2 separate regions of the Homo sapiens genome follow, and region 1 is linked to region 2. A link is a loop called in an ENCODE intact Hi-C map of the cell type or tissue named here. Cell type or tissue: heart left ventricle. All regions are shown on one strand. Links, peaks and the distances in the headings refer to the core of each region. The heading gives the core; the rest is flanking DNA. Region 1 overlaps RBMS3 (RNA binding motif single stranded interacting protein 3). Region 2 has its middle 340 kb from the start of LINC00693.

Region 1 (5,395 bases), core at 137-5,136, 860 kb before region 2:
GCAGAAGCCAAAAGAATATAGAGTGTAAAATAATTCTGTTGGATCCAGGACTAATACATTTCTGTGCCAAACTTAACTGAGGTAGCAAGAGATTGCAAATGTAAATAAAACAGCCTGATGGAAATTTTCTGAATGAACAGGAGGCAAAGGTCAAGGGGAGATATCAGTGCTATTGATAAAGGACTTCACTAAGCCATCAGAGAAAAAGAGTATAAGTATTTATTTGAACGACACTTCAAATCAATGTAAAGGTTAATGAATCCATTCTCCTGGTGGCACAGGCCACTACAACCCCAATGTACTACAAGGACAGGACCTGAAGGAAACTTTGGGAAAAGAGAAACCTCTGAGAAGACAAAAACTGTGATTTCAAATGATTTTAATTAGAAAAAAAAATCTAATTGTTGTTGTAGAATTGTAACAACCAACAGGATGTTTGGTATTCCAACGCATTTATTTTATATTCCTTTTGTGTTTAATGTCCATAGGTCAATACTCTTTAAAAAAATTAATCTGGAGAAAGTAGCAATAGAAAGCAGGAAGCAGAATGGAAAGATAATTTAATCTTTATAAAAATGAAAAGGGTTCTTGTGCTTTTAAACATTGTCTTCCATTTGAAAGAAGGTTTTTGAGGTTTAAGTGTTTTAAAATGTACCAAAAAAAGTATTATGTCATATATTTCTATGTGGAATCATCATAGTTGATGGTTTCTGCATTCACTTTATAAGCATTTACTAATAAAACGCATTAAGAGAGAATTAAGGCAATATTAGGAAATCACACTAGAATAATATGCTCGACTATTTTAAATTCAATTTAGTGTGTCTATATCAAACATCGTATGTTCAAATGGTAGGTATTGGAGGAGATAAAAGAATAACAAAGGCATAATTCTGCCATCCAGTGGGATAAGATAAGCATACAACAGTTGTTAAATGAGGCTACATGTCACAAATAGACACCCAGTATAGGAGAAAAGCATTTAATGCCGTACAGTGAGAGTTAAGGAAAGGGAAGTTGGAAATCAGGAAAATCTGCATGAAAAGTATTGTAGTTGAACAGAATTTCTTTGGGAAATAAGAGTGGAATGAGGGGAATGCAGGCCCTGGGAACTAGAGGTGCAATGATATGCTGGGAAAACTTTACAAGAAGTTTGGGATCATACAAATTTGTGTATGACTACATTAACACAGCTGCCATGGTCCCATAATAAATGGGACCACTGTTTATGAATCTGAGAATTACCAGAGCAAATTCAAGGTAAATATTTCTTTGATGCTATACTCTTTCCAATTATCTCAGAAAACTGTCAACCTCTAACATGGACATGTATAATTTAATGGATACCATTCTAGAATGAGCTGTACATAAGGCTCAAAATGGAAGGGTAGTCCTTACCTAGTTGCAAAGGATGTGTACCTTATATACCCCATGTACCAGATAATGCTCATCAATGATGTCATTCAGAGACGTCAACTATTAAATTATACTTCTAGCCTAGAAGGTGGATGTTGATGAAATAATTCTCATGAGGCTAACAGATGCCACTAATAATGCTACTAATACTATCTACCATTTCTTGCCAGAATTCTTTGTGGGGCTATAGAAAATCTCTCAGTTAATTCTAGAAACACTTGTAAAGGAGATATTGTTAACATCAAATGGGACAATTAGGTTTTTTTTACTATACTTTAAGTTTTAGGGTACATGTACACAACATGCAGGCTTGTTACATATGTATACATGTACCATGTTGGAGGGATAGCATTAGGAGATATACCTAATGTTAAATGACGAGTTAATGGGTGCGGAACAATTAGGTTCTATGAGGAACCTGGCAAGACGCTAAATAACTTGTTCAAGTTAAAACGTAAAAAAGAGACAGCAGCATAAGTCAAACCAAAGTCCATCTGATTCCAAAGGCAAAGGTGGTATTCTCTGTAGCATATGTTCTTCCAGAAATTAAATTCATAAAGGGCAAAGGGGATCCTGGCCGTGAGGATCTCATAGAAAGCATATCATAAGCTGGACGAATGGCGCTCTTTTCTTTAACATCATATAGGTGTAGCAAAGATGTAAAATGCTTGTCTTTGGGATGCAAGAAATGAAGGGGCTGTTAAATGATGTAAGCAAATATTGAGTTGCGTCCTTTAAAAATAAATTATATGAGAATTTTATCTTAAATTATTTTATCTATTACATGGATTCATTCAGATAAAATTACAACTAGTTACAAAAGATGACTAGAGAATTACTTTCCTTAGAGATCATTCAAATTAGGTAAAGATGCAATAAGCTTAATGAAATCATGATTATGTGACTCTACAATAGGAGACTTTACTATTTCTGAAATTTTTTTAAGATTTTATGTGAACACTAATAATATACAGTGTTCAATTAGTTGCATGCTAGTGTTTAAATATATTATTATCATTTTTATTATTATCATGTACTACAACTAGCAAACCTGGAAGGTCGTACGTACTTAAGATATGTCCCACATGGTGAATAGCACTCACACTGGTGAAGTCCAGATGTAAGATGAACATTATCTGAAATTAGCAGCGACTAAAAGAAGCAACACAGAATAGTTCTTATGATGATAACACAGCTCCCATGTGGCATCTGTGGTTAGCTTTCTGGCTCTTAGATATTAGTCTTAAACTCTCCCTAAATTGTGGGCAGACTCATTCGCATGCTACTCACAAATTCACATAATTCCATTCCCACAATTGCAGCATGCCACACACGCTGCTTAAATACATTGTCTTAATACAACATTCACATATTCTGTCAAACAATATGCTATTTGCTAATGAAAATGAGAATGCAAATGTTCAGAAGACTAACCATTGCCTCTGCATTTAAAAAAATAAAACAAAACACTCACTATAGATTAGGCGCCTGAATGCTTGTTTACCAAAAAAAAAAAATAAATAAAAAATAAAAAAATAAAAAAAAACTGGTAGAACTCATTTAATTGAAATTTATTTTTTAATTGCTCCATTAAAACTAGCTTCCTAGAACATACGTAGGTTCTCAAAATAAGACCAAAAAAAGTGAGAGCGTATTTTAAACTTCGCCTTTATCTTGGTTATCTTTCTTCATCTTTTCTAAGATGAAGGGCTTGAATTTGACTCTATATCGGCTGTTTTCTATGTTTGTTTTTTGTTTTTGTCTCAGGGCCTCTTTACACTCTGAAAAATTATTGAAGATCCCCCAAAACTTGTTTAGACACGTTATATTTATTGACACCATTAAAACATAAAATAAAAAAATTTAGATGTTTATTTATTTTAAAATAATAATAGTCCTGTTACATATTGACATAAATCATACACTTTTATTTAAAAACACTATTTTCAAAAACAGAATAAAAAAGAGAAGAGTGGCTTTGTAATTTCTGGCTTAATAAAAGACAGCTGGATTCTAACATTTGCTTCCATATTCCAGCTTTTGCCACATCTCAAATCATGTAGCCCCTGGAAAACTCCACTTTACATTCATGAGAGAATCAGAGTGAAAAAGGCAAATAATGAATTCGTATTATGATAAAAATATTTTTGACCTTGTAGACCACCAGAAAGGATCTTAGGAACCTCCAGCGGTCTCTGTAACACCCTTTGTATCAAGCTCACTATACCATCTTAAAATGATTATGTGTAAAAACATATTAGTTTCAATATTTTTCTTCAGTGCTTTTGTACACTTTGCTAAGATTTTTTTATTTTAAAACCCCTTTGTCTTATATATGGATACAATTTTCATTCTTTTGAATGGACCTTTATTAAGACATATTGTGATTAGCTCAGTGATAATCGGCCGGTGATTGCTCACTCACAGGAGACCTGATCACGGTTTTATCTGCTGTTACACACACTTTATCAACATTTAAATGGTGTATCCCTTTTATAAAGAAGCCAGCTACCTATAAACAAGTGCTGCCTTACTTAGAGTGTCTAGTATGTCTATTTCCAGTGAAGTGAGGGAATTTGAGGAATTTTATATTCACTTTTGAAACCTCCCTCAATCTATCCTGAGGGATTCAGTTAACTTGAGTACATTTTACAGATGAGACTGTAAAACTCAAAACATTAATGAAAATAATAGATCATAGAATAACAAATTTAGTGTCTGTATGAATATAATACCTTAGTTTGGGTTCACCAGAAACAGACTTTGAAACAAGGTTGCTTGTGAACATGAATTCTTAGGAAGTATTTTCAGGGAAAGCCAGTAAGGGACTTGGGAATTGGGACCAGGAAGTGAAGGAGTCAAGCAAGGATGTGGTGTTAGACAGCCCCACAAACTGTAACTGTTTGAATCCTTCAGGAAAGCTATAGAGATAGTATACATCATACACAGGGTATTCTCATCAGAAGCAGAAGAACTGGGATATTGATACTCCAACAGCTGTCAATCACTGTTTATGGATGGCCCCGAATGGGGATGTAAATTCCCAAGTACTTCTGACTCTCACTGCTCACAGGCAAAACAGGCTGCTGCAGCCTAAGGGCAGTCTACCTAATGAAAGAGATGCAGGTGCTGGTTGATGGCCACGGGCAAACACTCCGGGAGCACTAACATTTGCTCTAATAACAAACAGCTGGAAATCAACTTAAATTCTTGAGTTCTTTTTCTTTAGGGCATCTCAGCGGGTCAACTAGTGCAACTGTTTGATATAAACCTCTGGTCCAAAATGTGTCTCACACTCAGTTCAATAGAAAATGGTTATGTTTTCATATGTACAGCCTCCCAATCTTGCTATAGGAATAATATGGAATGTGTAATAACTTTGGCTAAGAAACACATTTTTGAAAATGCACTTAATTTTTAAAATTATTTTATCATAAGCATTATCTATCTTTCTAAATATATAATAAGTATGCATATTCACCACCTCTAAATTTTTAATGTGTGTCTCAAAACTAAGCTTTCAGATGAAAGATTTAGGGCATTTAGAGCTTTAGGACAATCCCCGTTTCATGGGACAATGAGTAGGGGTGTGAGCATGGTCTATGCTTGAGATATAATCATCTAAAACTTAAAGTTGATTATAACCTCGAGGAGCTCCATTCTGTTTTTCTAGGCCCTAATAACTTTTCAAGAATAGGAATTATTGAAAGCAAGTATTAAGGTTGAGACCCAAGAGATACACATTTACATGAATTTAGATTAGCAATTAGGATTATTTTCCTGGCATACTTATGGTGTCAGATAGTTTAAGTTCATATTTTATTTCTTTGAATAAAAAACAATGTGCTCTAAGATATAAGGACTTCCCAAAGCTTCTTGTTTCAGATGCTGAACAGTCTTCTATAGTAATATGTGCTTATGAGCAGTTATAAAGAAACTGTGAAGTTAAAATAACTAACAAGATTTTTTTTTCTATTTA
Region 2 (5,395 bases), core at 77-5,076:
ATAAGACCTCAGTTTTGCATTTAGAAGACAAGTAGTTATTTAATCACTACCTTCTCACTGGTGAACTTCAGGACTCACCAAAAACCAGTTACTACCTCTGAAGGCAGGACACAAACTGTTCTGCTCACCGCCCCCCATATTACATTTTCAAATCTTGCTTATGACTTTTTGAATAATGAGAAAAAGATACAGGAGTACTTTTCACCAATTTTACAAAGGTTCACTCGCTGCCTCTGGACTCTAAGAAAAAGGCTTATTTTCTTGGCTCTTTGTTGGAGTGCTATAAGCTAAAAATCTGTGGGCATCAAATATAAATGAATATTTGAATATATTATTCATATAAGGATATAATATAGTATTTCATTATTTTCTAGATGTTAAGATAATCTCCACATAAAAGCACATTTCTAAGTACTGAACCTGCTGAGGTAATTTAAGACAGTAATTAGAAGTTAGGTAAACTTAGTAGCACATTTGAACCATGACTATAACTGTAACTTTTCCCATCTACCAACTGGGTTCCCTTAAGTCAGGAAATCTAGTTGCACAAAGAAGACCAAGTAGGATTCAAGTGCCAAGAGTTGCCTTTGGATCAATCACAAAGTTGAGATGATAAATTTGAACTTCTCATCCAATTTCCCCATTATGAAATTTACAGACTATTTCTTCTTTATATTCCAAACACTTTGCTACCCAACTGTAGTCCCCATCTGGCTATAGCATTTTCCATATCGGTCCTGATTTTCTGGTTGATGATTCTACTACGGAAATTGTTTTTGAGCAAAATGTTACAAAAAACAATTTCAGCTGCTGAAGAAATTGATTCTAAAATATCTTGTTTTGATTTTTCAACCTTAAAAATCTAGAAAAATAAAAACTTCATTTTGAGTATCTAAGAAAATTTTAGATCATTAACATTTTAAACTCACAGTTGGGAAGGATTTAGTTCAAAATGCAACGTAATTTTTTTTTTTTTTAGAGGTGGAGGTGAAACAGAAGAATGACATTTATACCTGATGTTTAATGTTAATGGCTGATTATAGTCCCAACTTACTGCACAATTTCTATCATCCCACAAAGCTACTGCCATTGAAGGGATGTGAATATTTGCTAACACTGCCAACTCAAGTATACATATTCTAATAATCTTCTAAAATACTTTTACAAGAGGTACCTAAGAAAAAGACCTTATTACATTCTACTTGAGACAATTGAAAACTTCAAATATAGTGGAACCAGTTGGTAGAAAAAACTCTCAAAAAAAATGAGGCCCTATCTGGACATGAAAAGAGAAGTGGAAAATTGAGGCAATTACCCAGGTCTTTCAAGATAAGAGAAGCCTTTAGCAAGCCACTGAAGCAAATACTTTCTTTTTCTTTTCTATTTTCTGTCCTGAAAGATATATATAATTGTTTAAAGTTCTTATTTCATCAAACTTGCACTAAAACAAATTTAAACATCTGACATTTCAAATACATTTCAATTGCAATCTGAGTTTGTCAACTTTAGGAATGTGGAATGAGAGTAGAAGGTTCTGATCTCCCTTACTTCCCGGTAATTGCAATACTTAAGAAGCTCTAGGGTTGGAAGGCACATGGAGGCAGCTTTTAGGAGCAAGAGATCTTGCTAAATGCCTGGGGCTCTATCTCTGGGAGATTTAGGTGACAAGCATGGGCTTTTGAGTTAGGCCTACGCTCCAAGTCATTTCTCTGTTTCTAAAATAATGTCTTACTTTCTGGTTCTGCATGTCTTCATCAGGCAAATGGTACCTTACAAGCTATTTGTTAGTGATGAGTAATTACAACATAACATAAGCAAAGCCCTTAATACACTCAGAGATAGCATGGGCTTGGTAAAGGGAGCTGATGGTCTGAGTTAGTTTGGGACTAGCCCTGGTTACACTTCATGGCTATATATGCATAAATAAGTACATTTGCACAGTCCTAAAGTGAAAATGCATCAGCTTTCAGAACCAACCAACGCTTGTAAGCCCCCCGACTTTTATGTTAGCAGAACTCAATCCCTTTCATTTACAGCATATTCAATGCAGCTACACCTAACATAAAATATAACTTTATCTGCTGCAAACATTTTGAAAGGATGTTTAATTTTCCTTGTTAACATGTAAACTTAAATTTAGTTATGATTTGATTTCTCGGCAATTATCAGTATCATCTTGTGATCTGAGCAAATGCGATTCTATAATTGTTTTCAAAATGTGAACAATGTTTATTGTGACTAATAATTTCTGAAGATTAACATAACAAACATATTAATTTTGGCTAAGACCATTTCTCTGAGTCACAAAAAAGGTAATCAATGATCATTTGTCAGACTTCTGTTTAAACTCCAGCTCTAGCACTCTGAGCTGTGTGACCTGCATAAATTACTTGGCCCCTCTGAGCCTTCTTTAAAATAGGCATATATCATCACCATCTCTCCCTCCTTCAGCCATGTGTTGTGATGCATACATGAGAGAATATGTGTGTAGGTACCCTGTTAATGTGTGAGTATATTAGTATTTGAATGAACACGTGGAGCAAAAACAATAATAGCACCCTCAAAGTCAAATTGAGATTCTTGTTCCGTTTTTCTCACACCCTCTGTAATAAGTACTAACACGCAGTATCCTGCGTTGGCAGAGGAGGGTATAATAAGACCCCACATCTACCCATACTAATAAGTAAAGTAGCAGATCGAAGGCCCTCCGGGATTTAAGTCCTGCCTTGAAGATGCAGAACAGGGAGGTCAATGCCACCTATAGCGAGAATTTCTTTCCTCTGCAAAGGTGAAAGTCTCCAGATACAGGGGCTCTTCCCAGATCATAAGTCACCCTCCAGTAGCCATTTACGCTGTAGGAGGAAGGGCCCCACAAGTAGCCTGCTCAGGCTCCCTGGAAACTTCTGTGGCTTTCATCAGAGTTCCGAAAGTGAAACGAGGCCAGACATCCTTCCAGGGCCAAAATAGTTCGGAAACAAAAATACGCTGTGCGGCAAGCCCACCGAAGCCAAGGCAGCTGAATAAGCACCCAGCTCACAGCACAGGAAACCAGGCTGCCCTGTAAATAAAATTAGCCTAATGAGACTCTGTCGCCATCCCATGTCTGAACTGAAAAGTGATTTCTGCCAAGCCCTATATCCAAGCAGATAATCGTCTCTCTGAACATGCATGGGACTTCTAGCTAAAGACATTTCAGTTGAAATTCAGAGTACTCATGTACTAAAGTATTTTTTTTATAATTATTCTCCCTAGAATTCTAGGATAGAGAGGACTTTTCCCATTCTATGATTTTAGAAGTTATTTATTTACGCCAAACTCCATTTTAATTGAGGAATAGTATGATTGTGCATATACTTGAAGGAGAAAAGCAGGGAGAGAGATGGAGAGGAAAAAGAGAGAAGTTTTCATTGTCTAAAGTATTTTTTATGGTTCCCAAACTAATAAAGAACTAAGGATTTAGATACCAAAGCTGGCCCCTTTCCAATAGGGCATCCAATGAGAGTTGCTCTCAAAGGATTTATCCACGAGGAAAGCAAATTCACTCATATAAACAAAACAGGATTAAAAAATTGTTCCAGGAACGTCACAGCTCTGTCTCAATAAGCTTGGCTGTGTATTTAGAGACTTGGTTGGATTAACATATCCCACTATGTGACGTCGCTGCCTCCTATGGTCTGTGCGGTGAACGAAAGTGAGGCAATCAGCAGCAGGTAAAGATACTGTATGTGCTCCTTGTTGCTGAAATCAATGACTAATCCTGCATGGACAGGATGAATACAAAGTCAGGGAATCTGCTCTCACTGCAGAATGCCTTTTATAATATTTGCATTGAAAAAGTTTTAATAATACACTCAGCTATGGTAGTCAATGTCCTATAGAAATACAACAGATAAGCTGGTTGACCCCCTAACGTTCGATTAATTCATCCCTGCTCCATGTATCCCTCTGAATGTGTTCTTATGTCTCTTTGTGTTTCAGTGAGCTGGCAGTCTTCCTTTTCTTTGGTTACTCTCCATGGGAACTAGGTCAGGGATCTACCCACTGTGGACTCCAATGAATGGTCCCAGTTGATTGATTGTTTTAAGTGAGACTTGGAGACATTTTAAGAACACTGTAAGGATGATGGTTTGGGACATGGCACAGTTTAGCCTCAACTAAGTAGAACATTAAAAAAAAAAAAAACCACTTAACTTTTGGAAGCAGTCCTAAATGTTTAGGACTAAAACTTGTTAATAGGATGGGTAGAAGAAATGATTACAGAAATTTATTTTTTGTTTTCCTTTTTTGTTTTGTTTTGTTTTTTATGTGTAGCTGGTAGGGGAAAAAAGAAAAGTATAAAAGGGAATTTTCAAGGTATCTGATTCTGGGTTGGAAAAGGGAAAAAGTGGAATGGAATGGCAGATTCTTGTATATTCAAAATAAATCTTTCTACTCTCTAGTAATATGAGGTACAGTGCTATAAAGCTTTTGCTCTGAATCACTATGGATAAATAACTTAAATTCTCTAAAGCTTTGATAACATGAGAGTGTTATCTATATGAGAGGATTTTTGTAAAGATTAAATGAGATAAAGCACATGAAGTGATCATAAGTCTGTCCCACAAAGGGTAGGTGTTAATAAATGTAGCTGAAATTATAGTATTAATGCAGATTGTAAACTTGCCCATTGCCTACACACCTAGGCTGTAAAAATTTGCATTTACAGTCTGCATAATACCTAAAATGAGAATATAAAAGTCTTACTCTAGTTATTTAAAAGCATATTAAACTGTACAAATTTGAAGTTTCATTCATCGCTAAAGCTAATTCTAAGGAAAGTCAAAAGAAAGAAACTTCTGAAGAATGACAGCAGTGCAAAGCAACAATCATAAATAGAGATAGAGCATGATAACATATATATGTCATGGTTAATGTCAATTTCAGCTAAGATTTGTCAAAGAATAGCAAGCCAAATACATTTAGACTTCCCTAAATAGTTTTGTTTACTATCTTCACCCAGACATCTTATAATATAAGAAGGGTGATTTTAAGATATTAAAAGTTTGCCTTTGGAGTTAAAAAGTAAAGACAAACAGAACCTATAAGCTCATAACACCTTAGGCTTAGAAGTCATTAGATTGCCTAATTCAACTCAATATTACCACCATGTAAAAATACCTACCTAGAGCATTGTCAGTTACACACCTGAATATTCAAAATCACAGGTGTTCATTGCCTCCTAAGGCTTTCTACTCTAATTTCACACAGTTCTAATAGTTAAAAAGTTCTTCATGCTGAATTGAATTCCCCATTCTTGTAACAATTTCTATTACCTGTTGGAACAATACAAAATTATTCTCTTTTCTACATAAAAGCCTTTTAAATATAGAAAGATTATTATCAGGGTGTCCCTAAA

Evidence for each region. A loop is a pair of places that touch in the nucleus more often than their neighbours do. Peaks named below come from ENCODE experiments on the same cell type or tissue, not always from the same donor. Only the 100,000 strongest peaks of a DNase experiment are listed, where the experiment ranks them.
Region 1: a loop joins it to region 2, with 3 times the contacts of the local background. A loop is called at or near these places in 46 of 110 quality-filtered maps.

What each region holds. Positions count from the first base shown.
Region 1 is chr3:29,772,804-29,778,198 of GRCh38, reverse strand. The region is part of intron 6 of RBMS3 (RNA binding motif single stranded interacting protein 3); the gene reads right to left. Among named protein-coding and RNA genes, the nearest start is that of RBMS3-AS2, 130 kb to the right of the region's middle. In heart left ventricle, for the core only: no CTCF peak of the experiment used is centred there; no DNase peak of the experiment used is centred there.
Region 2 is chr3:28,914,520-28,919,914 of GRCh38, reverse strand. No RefSeq gene overlaps it. Among named protein-coding and RNA genes, the nearest start is that of LINC00693, 340 kb to the right of the region's middle. In heart left ventricle, for the core only: a CTCF peak has its summit at 3,092; a DNase peak (open chromatin) is centred at 2,984; H3K4me3 peaks cover 1,170 bases; H3K27ac peaks cover 1,369 bases.